2 separate regions of the Homo sapiens genome follow, and region 1 is linked to region 2. Evidence: read pairs that join two places in POLR2A ChIA-PET (ENCODE). Cell type or tissue: Panc1. All regions are shown on one strand. Each heading gives the region's core, and the rest is flanking DNA. Links, peaks and the distances in the headings are about the cores only. Region 1 has its middle 23 kb from the start of ABCA13. Region 2 has its middle 9.9 kb from the start of UPP1.

Region 1 (7,364 bases), core at 1,151-6,150, 70 kb before region 2:
TCCAAAAAAAATAAAAAATAAAAATAAAGGAAATGAACAGACTATTGATACATGCAACCTAGATGAATCTCAAGGATATTACTGAATGAAAAATGTCAATCTCAAAAAGTCACATACTATATAATTCCATTTATATGACAGTCTTAAAATGACAAGAGTATTAAGACGAAGCACATATTAGTGGTTGCCAGGGATTAGGAATGGGGGTGTTGCACATGACTAAAAAGGGCTAGCGTAAGGGAGATGTTTGAGGTGATAGAATAGTTCTGTATCCTGATTGCAGTTAGATGAATCTGCATGTGTGATAAAAGCGCACAGAACTGTACATGCACATTGTGCTAATGTCAGTTTTCTGATTTTGGTATTATGCTACAGTTACATATGATATAACCACTGGGAGAAACTGCAGGAAAGTTACATGGGATCCCTCCATATCATCTTTGCAACTTCCTGTGTCTATACTTAGTTCAAAATAAAAAGTTTTTTTAAAAGGGTCATAGAACAGTAAATCCAAAAAAGTGAACTGTATGTTAAAAAAAAAAAATTACAAAAACAAGACTTGCAGGCAGAGCTTCAGTCTTCTCCTGTTCTGGTGACCAGTTCTCACACACATGGAACTCACAGAGAAGAATTGAATATCCAGATTAAAAATCAAAACTCAACTGATCTGTCAAAGTAGTATCCACCTCTTTCCATAGAACTGGTACAGGAGTTCCCACGTGACTCCATGTTTGCCAAAAAACACATAGGAAGAGGTGTTCAACTGCAGCTTCACTGAAAGTTTTCCTAACTGTTGAGAAGAGAACACCAGACGAGATGTCTTTGTTTTGGATGTGACATCTGTAACAGCCATGGCCATTCACCAAGCACAAAAACAAAGTCAATCCACAAAGGAAGGCAGAGTGAGGAGAACCACAGAGAAGTGGGATTGGGGCCCGGTCCAACACCACACTGATTCTGAATCCACTCTCCATCTGGACCCCTTGTAATGTGACATAATTAACTTCTTAATTGTGAAGTCAGTCAAAGTTGGGATGGTTACCTGGAGATGAAGCCATCCTACATGAGATGGTAAGAACCTTCATTAACAGAGAACTCGCTGGATTTTCCTTGGTTTTGGAAGTTGTTCCCAAACACAAGTGGGTATCAGAATCACTTGCAGGTGATTAAACCATAGATTACTCAGTTCCATCCACAGACTTTCTAATTTCTTAGGTCTGAGGACCAAGGATTGCATTTTTAAGAAGTTCTCAAGTAATATTTACATTGTTCTTTCAGAGCTACACATGGAGAATCACTGTTTTGGACTAATTGCTTCAACTCTTTCCTGTTAATTCGAGCTCCCCTGCAGGGCAGTGAAATTGCTTGGCAGGAACACACCTGAATCCCATGTGATTCAAGGTAACTCAATCCCAAAGGCAAAAAGCATAAGGGAGTCATTTACTTTCCACAGTAATTACCCCCACCCCAGGGACAACATCCTCTATGCCATATGATAAATAATTCTTACATGAATAAAATTATCACTAAGCAAGCCATTCAGATTGTGATTATTTGGAGATTAGCAAGAATAGGATTCATTTTGTGTGACATTAAATAAAAATATCTTGCAGCTAAATCCTGAGAATGACTTGCTCACACCCATTTGGCAAACTGTTATCAAATAGATTCCTATGTTCTGAACACTCTACTAAGCACTGGTTACAAAGGTAAGTTGTCCTCTCTCCTTAAACTCACAATTTAATAAAGGGAAGATTTCAATATTTACGCTATGATGAGGTTTTCTCTAATAGTGGAGAACACAGGGTACTGCCAGACCACAGAGAAAGGAGGTACCCATCTTCACAGAACTCAAGGGAGCCCTGTGTGGGCTTCCATTTGTCAAACAGTCTACAAATAATTTTTATTCAATGATTTTCCTTGATCTTCACAATGACCCTGCAAGGCCGATACGGGCATGAACATTTTTCTCATTTCAGGAAACCTGAGGTAAACTGAGGCTCTGGAAACAGAGCTCACTTACTATTAAAGAGCAGGCAATGATGCAAACTCTGGACTCTGACATGACCCTCTCTCTCCCTTATCCCCAGCCCCTTTGCAGGACATCCCTGTCAACTCCAGTGGTTCTCAGACAGTCTGATCTTTTAAGGATTGCTAAGGATCAAAGGATTGATGATTTCAGCAAACAGCTAGATAATAGGCAGGACTGGCCCATTAGTCATAAAAGATCTGCTTTAGAAAATCTGAGAAATGTGGCTGGGCATGGTGGCTCATGCCTGTAATCCCAGAACTTTGGGAGGCAGACACAGGTAGATCACTTCAGGCCAGGAGTTCGAGACCAGCCTGGCCATCATGGCAAAACCCCGTCTCTACTAAAAATACAAAAATTAGCTGGGTGTGGCGTCACCCACCTCTAATCCCAGCTACAGATGGGAGAATCACTTGAACCCAGGAGGCAGAAGTTGCAGTGAGTGGAGATCACACCACTACACTCCAGCCTGAATGACACAGTGAGACTCTGTCTCATAAAAAGAAAAAGAAAAGAAAAACTGTGAAATGAATAAACTATGGTGGTGCTGTCTTGAGGGTAACTACAGATCAAATCTCTGACTTGAGGGTGGATTTCTGCTCGTATGACATGGAAAGCTGATAACTACCTTTTGAAACAATAGAATTGGTTTTGCTTCAATGGTGGTTGTTTAAAACACGCTTTTTTCTTCATTTTCTCATTTGTTTAAAGAAAATTAAGACCCATTAAGGTGGTACTCTTTCCATTATTAATCTGTATCACTTTAGAGTTTACACAATTTGTTTAGTGACCTTTTCCTTCACTTCTCAATAACCAGCTGGTACTTTTTCTTAATATTCTATTTCATATTCTGGCTCTATAGTATATTTTAATTTAAATATATTAATTAGATACAAAGTGAATTCTTTTGGCTTTTCATATTATGAAATGAGAAAAATCCTTCCAGTTTTGCAAAATTTTTGCTAGACTGAATGCTATTGAAGTTTTCAGCAATTGCTTAAAGTTTAGAGACATTTTACAGATATAACTTTTTAATTATTAAAATTTTTTAAGTTACAGGTTTAAATGTCAGAAAAATATATTATGATCCATTTTTTTTAAAAAAAAGGGAAGGGAGGGAGGAAAGGAGAAAGGGAAAAGGAAAGGAAGGAAAGGATGAGTAGTAGGGAAGAGGAGGGGAGGGGAAGGGAGAGAGAGGAAAGAAGAATGCATGGAGGGAGAGAGGGAAGGAAGGAGGGAAGGAAGGAAGAAAGGAAGGGAGGACTGAAGGAAGGAAGGAAGAAAAGGAATGAAGGAAGGAAGAAAAGGAAAAGGAAGAAAAGGAAGGAAGGGTGAAAGCCATCACAAACAGGGGGAAGGATTACAGGATTGAGGAGGCAAGCAGTTACATAATGCACACTCTGAGGACTTGTAAAAGTAACATCTAGCACTTCAATGCTTTACATTGCCAAGGGTGTTTCAAAACAAAAAGAAAACTGGGAAACAAAAGGGGGAACACACTCCTCTGAAACTGGGCTATGGTATAGACCAAATGGTCTACCCATACTCCCAATCAAATTATAGTAATCTTTCTTAATTTATATGCAAGATTTAACTCTTTGAAGCCCCAATCATTTGATTGCTTGGGGCAAACAATATAATAGGAAACTCGGTCCAACTGTGGCTCATAAGAAGTACAAGTGCTGCCGCATTGTAACCCTGGGTCCCCAGTTTTGGGGTAGCACTGTGAAAAACTACCCACTTGTAACTATTGCACCTTGAATTCCATGAAGAAGCCCAGCACCTGAAAAACAAAAAACAGTTGGATCCAGAGATGCTAGATTTGGAAATGAACTTCAGTGAACTCCCCTCATTACCATACTAAAATCCTCACCCAGGGAGGAGCTTACTCAACTTTTCCTATACATGCGATGTGTGTAGTAGCATGATTAGCAACTGCACCTGCACTGACTTGACTTTACCTCTACATACAATGACTCAGCTCACCAGCCCAGTAAAAGCCCTGTTTCCACCATCGCTCAGGGAAGCACTGCTTTAGGAACTATGCCTGGTGTCCTCCTTACTTGTTACAAATAACAAAACCCCTGTTAAATCCTCCTTGGTTGTGGTCATTGTGACACAGGAGTTAAAAAGAAATTATTTAGGCAGATAGTGAGGGTAAGAATCCTTGGTAAGGTATTCCTTTTAATAAAAAGTAGCCCCCAATTTTTTTTTTTTTTTTTGGACAAGTTCTTTCTCTGTCACTCAGGCTGGAGTGCAGTGGCATGATCTTGACTCGCTGCAACCTCCACCTCCCGGGTTTGAGGGATTCTCATGCCTCAGCCTCCAGAGTAGCTGGGATTACAGACGCATGCCACCACACCCAGCTAATTATTTTGTATTTTTAGTAGAGACAGGGTTTCACCAGTTTGGCCAGGCTGGTCACGAACCCCTGACCTCAAGTTATCCACCCACCTCAGCCTTGGTGAGCCACCAAGCCCGGCCAAATCATTTCTTTTTTTAACAAAGAGCAGCCTGTAAAATCGAGCTGCAAACATAGATAAGCAAGCTGGGAGCTTGCACAGGTGAATGTCAGCAGCTGTGCCAATAGGAAAAGGCTACCTGGGGGCTAGGCATGTTCAACATGGTGGCTCCATCTTCTGTGGGAAAGAGAGTTTCTAGGGTGCCAGATGAGTTGGTCTCCCCTGTGTGAGACACCCAGGGGGAGCCATGGGCGGCCTCTGAGGAGAAAAGTCTCCTTATTGCCTTCATGTCTTTATGCCCGAGAGCATAACAGCTCCGCGGCATTCCACAGGTTGCTCAGGGAGATAACACTCCCTTGAAGCAGTGGAGTATAATCAAACATCTTGGCTCCTCCTGAAACCCACTCCCACCCATTTCAGTCCAGATAACTTAAAGATCTTAGTAGTTTAGACACATGCCTTTGCTCAGGAAATTCACAGAAACCACCACTGCTCTACATCTTATTGAATGACTCAAGAGTTCTCCTTCACTGATTAATCCTTTTCCTCATCCCTTCCTCCCCCTCCCATCTGCCCTAAGAACAAAGAGCTTGTAAACCAATAAATTAGGTGGAGCCCGAGAACTCTGGGCCATGAGCAAGCCTCTGACACTCAGGTCTCCTGAACCTGCCTTTTAAACTCTTATTCTGTCTCTTTCTAACTCCTTTGCCTCCGCTGGACTCAGGGTACCCACCGGGTGGTGTGGGGCTGGTTTTCCCAACATCTTCTCTTTTCTTTGTCAACCATGTGTGCAGTAAGGAGCAGACAACAGGGCGCTGGCCAGGTAGAGAACCCAGCTGCATAATAAAAGATTAGGGTGGGGTGGTCATCTTCTTTGCATGCTATGTAAATGGCACACCTGGTCCAACCAATCTTTTGGCCCCATGTTAATCAGACACTTCCTACTCAAGCCAGTCTATAAGACCCCATGCACTATGCAGTGGTCCAGAAAACCCACTCAGGAGCTCCTCTCTTTCTGCAAGAAAGAGAGCAATTCTCTTTTCTTTTTCTTTTGTCTATTAAACCTCCACTCTTAAACTCACTTTTTGTATGTTCACGTCCTTGATTTCCCTCCTGTGAGACAACGAACCTCTGGTATTTACCCCAGACATCAATGCCACTTCAAGTGAACTGTCACCCACCAAGCAATTGAACCCACCCTTTGTGTGAGTAAAAATCCCTGCCCAAAACATAATCCGTGGAAACCTTTACACAGTTATCAAGGTTGTTTTCCTTAAAGGCTGATTGGAGGTGTCAGGCCTCTGAGCCCAAGCCAAGCCATCGCATCCCCTGTGACTTGCACGTATATGCCCAGATGGCCTGAAGTAACTGAAGAATCACAAAAGAAGTGAATATGCCCTGTCCCACCTTAACTGATGACATTCCACCACAAAAGAAGTGTAAATGGCCAGTCCTTGCCTTAAGTGATGACATTATCTTGTGAAAGTCCTTTTCCTGGCTCATCCTGGCTCAAAAAGCACCCTCACTGAGCACCTTGCCACCCCCACTCCTGCCCACCAGAGAACAAACCCCCTTTGACTGTAATTTTCCTTTACCTACACAAATCCTATAAAACTGCCCCACCCTTATCTCCCTTTGCTGACTCTCTTTTCGGACTCAGCCCGCCTGCACCCAGGTGAAATAAACAGCCATGTTGCTCACACAAAGCCTGTTTGGTGGTCTCTTCACATGGACACGCATGAAAGGAGGTATGGCAACTAGAGTTTATTCGCCTACCACCATCACCTTTGGCCATAAGTAAAATTCCCTTAGAAAAAAATAATTTCAACTTTGGGACTTTCTCTCAAATGAACTTATTTTATGAGTGTATGGGACACTCATTTTATTGGACAAACAATCCAGTCAGCATGTGAAATATGGCCCGTTCTACAACATTTTCCTTGTGCCAGTCATCCCCAGTCATCTGGATTAGTGGAACACACTGATGATGAAAAGAGTCAAACTCTGTAAAATATTTGAAGAGATTTATCCTGAGTGTTGACGAAAAGAGTCAAACTGTAAAATCTTCAAAGAGATTTATTCTGAGCCAAATATGAGTGAACATGGCCCATGACACAGCCCTCATGAGGTCCTGAGAACATATGCCCAAGGTGGTTGCGGGGGTGCAGCTTGATTTTATATATTTTAGGGAGACATAAGACTTCAATCAAATACATTTAAGAAATACATTGGCTTATTGGTTTGTTCTAGAAAGGCTGGACAACTCGAATCCGGTGGTGGGGTCTGGGCAGCTTCCAGGCTATAGGTAAATTTAAACATTTTCTGATTGACAATTGGTTGAGTTTGTCTAAAGACCTGGGATCAATAGAAAGGAAATGTTCAGGTTAAGATAAAAGACTGTGGAGACCAAGACTCTTTTGAAGTCTCATAGCAGCTGCCCTTAGAAACAATAGATGACAAATGCTTCCTATTAAGACCTTTTAAAAGGTGTGAGACTCTTAGTTAACTGATTCAGAATTGGAAGGGCCTGGAAGGAAAAGGTCTGTTTATCTTAATAGATATTCTTTCCAGAGGCAAATTTTCCCCACAAATGACAGCTTGCAGGGCCATTTCAAAATGTGACAAAGAAACATGTTTTTGGGATAAAATATTTTGATTTTGTTCCTTGTCTCATAATGTTATGCCAGAGTAGGTTGGAAAGTAAGTCACAATACATAGGATTAAATAAAACCAATCTGATGAGAATTTATGGTTTGTAGGGCATGACTCCCCTGACCACTTAGATAGGAATTTGGGCAAGATAAAAAAAAAAAAAAAAAGCAGAGTTTATGGCCAGGTGTGGTGGCTCACATCTGTAATCCCAGCATTTTGGG
Region 2 (7,364 bases), core at 1,593-6,592:
CCTGCATGTTGTGCACATGTACCCTAAAACTTAAAGTATCATAGTAATAAAATTTAAAAAAAAAGAAGGCTTTTCTGGTTCATTGTTCTGTTTGTTATTCTGCTGCTTATGTTTAGAAAACACGCAGAGAGCTAGGATGAGGCATTCTTGGAGCCACCTCGTTAGAAAAATGAAGTCTGCTGCCTTGCTTTCACAATGGCTGGTAAGAGTATAGTTTTAATCTATCATTGTTTCCTTATGCTTGCTATCTCACATGCCAGGTAAAGCTATTTGCTCCCTCGTCTCACTCTATCCCATTTGTACCCCTAGGTAGGAGAATGTGGTCTGGAAAATGAGGTGTCACTGGTGATCAGACATCATCACTTTTCTAGTGACTGTCAGCTTAGTTTTGTCCTACAGTTGTCTTGATTTCCAGCTAGGTAATGAGTGTGACATATCTTTAAGGTTTGGGTGTGCCAATGTACTGGAGACAGAAAATTGACTCACTAATTAAACCATAGCCTGAAACTTGCATGTTCAATACAGGCCTGCAATTTCCTTTACCTAGGCTTGGTCTCAGGTATTCTTCATAGTAAAGGTGATATTGCTATTGTATCACTATGACTCATGGTGTTAGGACACCAAATTCCTCATTACATCTTTATTTTAAACTTCTAAACTAGTATAGCTCCTAGGATTAAAAGGATTGCAGATTTTTAATTTTTTTAAAAAAGAGGCAGTATTTAGGTGTACCTGGTAGGGGAGAGAACAAGCATAAGGAAAAATGAATAAATTGGGGCTGTACTGTTACCAGCCATTTTGAAGACAAGGTAAAGCTTTTTCATTTTTCTGATGAGGCAGCTCTGGGAATGCATTATCTTGGTTCCCTGCATGTTTTCTGGGCATGGGAAGCAGCATAACAAACAGAACAAAGGAGTAGAAAGCTTTCTATTTCTTACCCCATGCAATTGTTTGATTTTGAGATTTGAGCTAGGTATTTCAAGGACTGCCATTAACCAGCTATGTAACCTGGTGTTAACTGTTAAGTTTTACTCACTTCAAATTTGCTTTTGTTTCTCCAAAACGTTTTGCGCATTTATAAGATAAATAAAAATCAGCATTTTTAGAAGGCAGCTATGATCACCACTCTACCACCAATGCCACGAAAATCTGTATTCTTGATTACCTGCTGGAAATAAAAATGTAATTGCTAAAATACTCAGTATAAGTTAAGTGATACAAGTAAAGATCTATCATGTGTTAAGTTTCAAGTTTCACTTAATGTTCTTAATAAAATAATGGTAGTTTGAATTCTCTACAAATATGTTCAGCCTATAATATTCTAAATTTACAGATGCTTGAGAACACATAATATTTTTGATTAACTGAATGTCAAACTATTATCCTACCTTGTAAATAGCATAGAAATTTTAACTATAGTCTTTAAAAAGTCAAATTTCATTGGTAGGGAAGTGTAAATGTATGATTTTTTTAAAACACAACATTAAAAGGTTGAGGTTATAACTTTCATAAAGATGAAATCACTATTTAAAAGCTGCACATACACTGATTATTATTGTTTGTCTTAGAAGATGTATCTTTAAATTGCTGGAAGACATCATGAATATTTTCATTGCTAATTATTGGTAAAGTCTTTAGTATATGTCAGTTCTGTTTGTGTGGGTATGGTTGCTGTAGTGCGGCTTAACAAAAACAATGCTTCATATCAGTGAAAGCTCTTCTTTGGTTTAATTTGGGTTGTGGTTATATTGTTTTTTCACATCACGTGAGCTGATTGCAAGGGGTTAACCCAAAATGAGCCACTTCACTTAAAATTATTCTATATGTTAGTTTGTGAATTCTGTTGTTGGTATTTAAATGTATATCATAGTTTAATCATATCACATAAAGTTGTGATTTCAGGAATACTTTATATTTCTTTTGCTGTTTTTGCTTGTGACAATTGACTAGTCCACCACATAGAATTTCTTAGTCTTTCTAACACTAGTTGAACATTTGAACTGACCAGATGATTTTATGGAAAGAGCATGAGACAATGGAAGTCAAATCTCTGTTCTATACCTTGCTTTGCCCCTTTCTGGCTACAGGAGCCTCAGAAGTCACTCCGAGATGCAGCAAAGTGCAGGGGATCAAACCATTGATTGCTGAATTTGAGTCTTACTTTCGTCATTTATTATTAGCTGTGTGACAGCTGGTAAATTAACTTAATCTCTCTGTCTCTGTGTTTTCATTTGTAAATGGTATTAATATTAGTGCCTCTCCCCCAGGGTTCTTAAGAAGATTAAAACAGTTGATATTTGTAAAGTACTTAGAATATTGCCTGTACAGCTAATTATTTAATAACATTTTAATGTGATGTGACCTCATTAGATCTGATGTCTACAAACAGTACTTTGAGTTTGAGAATTGTTATCATTTTAAGTGTTTCTTGCCTTTGTTTTCAGTATATCTTGAAATTATTAAACTTCGACTGGTGAAAAAAAAAAAAAAAACTACTCAGTGCCCTGAGATACCTTCTATATCCCTGCTTTTTTAAAAACTTCAGGTTGGTTAAATCTTACATCTATGTTGTCATAGATCAGCAGTCCTCAATTTTTTGGCAGATATTTTTTCTACAGACGTGGGGGTATGGGGGCGATGGTTTCAGGGTGATTCAAGCACAGTTCATTTATTGCTCATTTATTTCTATTACATTGTAATATATAATGAAATATTAAATAATTATGCAATCCATTATCATGCAGAATCAATGGGAGCCCTGAGCATGTTTTCCTGCAACTAGACAGTCCCACCTGGGGGTGATGGGAGATAGTGACAGATCACCAGGCATTAGATTTTCATAAGGAGCATACAACCTAGATCCCTCACATGCACAGTTCACAATAGGGTTCATGCTCCTATGAGAATCTAATGCTGCCCCTGATCTGACAGAAGGCAGAGCTTGGGTGATAACATGAGCAACGAAAAGTGGCCATAAATACAGACGAAGCTTTGCTCATTCACCTCCTGCTCACCTCCTGGTGTGCAGCCCAGTTCCTAACAGGCCATGCACTGGTTCTGATCCATGGTCCAGGGATTGGGGACCCCTGGCAGAGATGACCCTTAAAGGTGTGCTGATATAAATTACTAAGGGGTTCACTGTTCATTTTCTGGAAGTGCTTTTTGGCTTAGGAAGCCAAAAAGCATGTGGTGTGGAAATGTCCAGGAATCTGTGAGAGGACAAGTGCTGTCAGATCATCCAGGTGCCTTGAGCTGTCCCCATGGGTTCCTTTCCTGCTCTCTGAACATGTCCTGCTGCTGCTCCACGCCTTTCCACTCAGTGTTCACTCACCCTGCAGGCGTCTTCTCTTCCTTCCTCATTTAGGTCTCAACGTAAAGGTCATCTCCCAGATAGCCTTCCCTGAACCCCAGTTCTTCTAGAGCCCTATTCCTGAAATTCTAGCCCATTGACCCCTGCATTTTTTAAATTGCATTTTAATTGATTATGAAGTTTTAAGGAATAACACAGAGGGATCCCTTGTACTCCTTAACCTGGTTTCCCTCAGAGGTAATGTCTTGAAAAACTATAGGAGGGTGTCACACCCAGGATATGGCATTAACATAATCCACCAATCTTCAGATTTCCTGTTTTTCTGGTACTCATTTTGTGCTGGATTTAGTCCTATACAATTCTGTCACAGTGAGGCCGGGCACGGTGGCTCACGCCTGTAATCCCAGCACTTTGGGAGGCCAAGGCAGGAGGATCACGAGGTCAGGAGATCAAGACCATCCTGGCTAATACCGTGAAACCCCGTCTCTACTAAAAATACAAAAAAAAAATTAGCCGGACATGGTGGCGGGTGCCTGTAGTCCCAGCTACTCAGGAGGCTGAGGCAGGAGAATGGCCTGAACCCGGGAGGCAGAGCTTGCAGTGAGCCGAGATCGCGCCACTGTACTCCAGCCTGGGTGACAGAGCGAGACTCCGTCTCAAGGAAAAAAAAAAAAAAAAATTCTGTCACAGTGTGATACCATCGCAGTCAAGATCCTCAGCAGTTTCAGGATCCCTCATTTGGTCTTTTATAGCTCACCCATCTCACCCCCAATTCCCCTTCACCCACTCCAACCCTAAGCCTGGCATCCACTAATCTGTCTTCCATTCCTAAAATTTTACCATTTCATGAATGTTACATACATGGAAACATACAGTGTGTAACCTTTTGGAATTGGCTTTTTTCACTCCACATAACTCCTCAGACTTTCACCCATGTTGTGTGTATCGGTAGTTCATTCCTTTTTATTGCTGAGCCATATACCATGGTGTGATGTGCCATAGTTTAACGACTCACTTGTTGAAAGACATCCAGGCTGTTTTCAGTGTTAGGCTATTAAGAATAAAGCTGGCATGAAATTTCATGTATGCAATTACCATACAACTCAGCAACAACTTTTCTTCCCTCTTGGATAAATGCCCAGAGTGCACTTGCTGAGTGGTATGGTAATTGCATGTTTAGTTCTATAAGAAGTTGCCCAACTATTTTTCAGAGTGGCTATAATGTTTTATATCTGTTATCTAACTGAAATAGAGTCCACTCACCTGGCATGGGAAAACCAGTTATCCACACTGAGGTTTGTAGGCACCAAGTAAGGAGCATCAGCCAGCTCACACTTAAGTCCTGAGCTCCCTGATGCCTATCAGCTAAGGGTTTTTTGTTTTGTTTTGTTTTGTTTTTGTTTTGAGACAGTCTTGCTTTGTCACCCAGGCTGGAGTGCAGTGGTGCAATCTCAGCCAACTGCAGCCTCTGCCTCCCGGGTTCAAGTGATTCTCCTGCCTCATCCTCCCGAGTATCTGGGACTACAGGTGCCTGCCATCATGCGGGGCTAATTTTTGTATTTTTAGTAGAGACGGGGTTTCACCACGTTGGACAGGCTGGCCTCAAACTCCTGACCTCAGGTGATCTGCCCGCCTTGGTCTCCCAAAGTGCAAGGATTACAAGCCACCACACCCAGCCAGGTAAGGCGTTTTTAAGGCAGGGGTAATTTCAGGAAAGCACACGCTACAGGCAAAATTTTAAATCAATACATGGAGGTCACACATTGGTTTTGGCCTAAAGGATGGGCTATGAAATGGGAGCTTTCAGGTCACAGGTTAATTCAAAGATACTCTGATTTCCAACTGGCTAGGGAAGAGAAGCTTTGTTTTAAAATTTGGGGTCAGCAAAGAATGTTACTTCTGGCTCATGGCTGTGACTTCCTCCAGACCCCTCAGGAAAAAATTTAAAATGAAGAATGATAGTCAAGAGTTCAGTCCCCAGTTCCCCTTATCTGAGGTCTATGTGCTGGCAGATCCATTTGGTAGGGGTCTGGGTTCCTGAAAAACAACTCAGGGACATATGTGAAGCTATTATCTTTAGCTTCTGTAGGGGAACCAAACATCCTGTGATTCTAGCTTCCTCGGCTATTGTTCTAAGCTACAGTTACCTTCTTGCTTATCAGGTTGCTTATGTACTTCTCAGGGCCAGCTACATGCCTAGAATTTCCCTTGAAGAAACTCAGGATTTTCCTTTATTGCTGTGCTTGAAGGATGGGGGAACTGCAGGTCCCTAAGAGAGGTGTCCTTGCTCCATCTCACATTCCCACAAGCAATTTATGAGAGATCCAGGTTCTTTGCATCCTCACCAGTATTTAATGTTGTCATTTTTTAAAATTTTAGGGATTCTGATGGATGTGCAGTGATGTTTCAGTGTCTCATTGTGGTCTTAATTTGCCCTTACTGGTGGCTAATGATGTTGAGCTTGTTTTGTTTTTTTTTTTTTTGAGATGGAGTCTCGCTCTGTCATCCAGGCTGGAGTGCAGTGGCGCGATCTCGGCTCACTGCAAACTCTGTCTCCCAGGTTCATGCCATTCTCCTGCCTCAGCCTCCCAAGTAGCTGGGACTACAGGCACCCACCACCATGCCTGGCTAATTTTTTGTATTTTTAGTAGAGACAGGTTTCACCATGTTAGCCAGGATGGTCTCGATCTCCTGACCTCGTGATCCACCCGCCTCGGCCTCCCAAAGTGCTGGGATTACAGGCGTAAGCCATTGCGCCTAGCCGATGTTGAGCATCTTTTGATGCTTATTGACATCTGTATATCTGCTTTGGTGAAATATTTGTTCATATCTTTTCCCCATTTTCTAATTGAATGGTTTGGGTTTTCTGTTGTTGTTGTTATTGTTATTCTTGTAGAGATTTGAGAGTTCTTTGTATATTCTAGATATCAGTCTTTTGTTGAGTACGTGTTTGCAAATATTTTTTCCCTGTTTTAGTTTGTCGTTTTATCCTCTTCATATATTTGAACTGTCATAGAGCATTTTTAAAAATTTCTGATTTTTTTTTTTTTTTTGAGACACAGTCTTGCTGTGTTGCCCAGGCTGGAGTGCAGTGGCGTGATCTCAGCTCACTGCAACCTCCACCACCTGGGTTCTAGCTATTCTCCTGCCCCAGCCTCCAGAGTAGCTAGGATTACAGGTGCCCACCACCATGCCTGGCTAATTTTTATATTTTTAGTAGAATCAGGGTTTCACCATGTTGGCCAGGCTGGTCTTGAACTACTGACCTCAAGTGATCCACCTGCCTTGGCCTCCCAAAGTGCTGGAATTACAGGCGTGAGCCACCATGCCTGGCCTTAATTTTCAATTTGATTTTAATTTTTAATTCATATATCATCCCTTTTGTGAATTGTGCTTTTGTTGTCAAGACTCTCTTCCCAGCCCTAGATCCTGAAAATTTCCTTTTATGTTTTTTTCTAAAAGTTTAACAGTTTTCTTCTTTGCAGTTAAGTTTATGGTCTGTTTTTAGGTGTGATGGTTGGGTGAAGATGATTTTTTTTTTTTGCCTATGGATATCCGGTTGCTGTAGGACCATTCATTGAAAAGGCTATCCTTCTCTGTTGAATTGCTTTGGCATTTTGTCAGAGTTTAGTTGAGCTTATTTGTGTGGGTCTGTTTCTGGGTTTTCTATTCTGTTCGAGTCGTGTGTGTGTCTGTCCCTCTTCTGTCGATACTGTACTCTTTTCATCACTATACTAGGCTTTAATATAGGGTAGAGTGATTTTCCTGTTAGATTCTTCTTTGTTAAGATGTTAAGCTATTCCAAGGCCTATCCCTTTCCATATACTTTTTTTTTCTTGAGACAGGGTCTTGCTCTGTCTCCCAGACTGGAGTACAGCCGTGCGATCATGGCTCACTGCAGCCTTCACTTCCTGGGCTTAAGTAATCCATCTGCTTCAGCCTCACTTGTAGCTGGGACCACAGGTGTGTGCCACCATGCCCACCTAATTTTTTAATTTTTTTATACAGACAGGATTTCACCATGTTTCTCAGACTGGTCTCAAACTCCTGGGCT

What was found. Peaks named below come from ENCODE experiments on the same cell type or tissue, not always from the same donor. Only the 100,000 strongest peaks of a DNase experiment are listed, where the experiment ranks them.
Region 1: POLR2A ChIA-PET joins it to region 2 with 5 read pairs; 4 of 35 experiments call an interaction of 5 or more read pairs at or near these places.

What each region holds. Positions count from the first base shown.
Region 1 is chr7:48,145,143-48,152,506 of GRCh38, reverse strand. No RefSeq gene overlaps it. Among named protein-coding and RNA genes, the nearest start is that of ABCA13, 23 kb to the left of the region's middle. RefSeq lists an enhancer at 5,255-5,895. In Panc1, for the core only: no CTCF peak of the experiment used is centred there; no DNase peak of the experiment used is centred there; H3K27ac peaks cover 4,932 bases.
Region 2 is chr7:48,075,719-48,083,082 of GRCh38, reverse strand. No RefSeq gene overlaps it. Among named protein-coding and RNA genes, the nearest start is that of UPP1, 9.9 kb to the left of the region's middle. In Panc1, for the core only: no CTCF peak of the experiment used is centred there; no DNase peak of the experiment used is centred there; H3K27ac peaks cover 2,312 bases.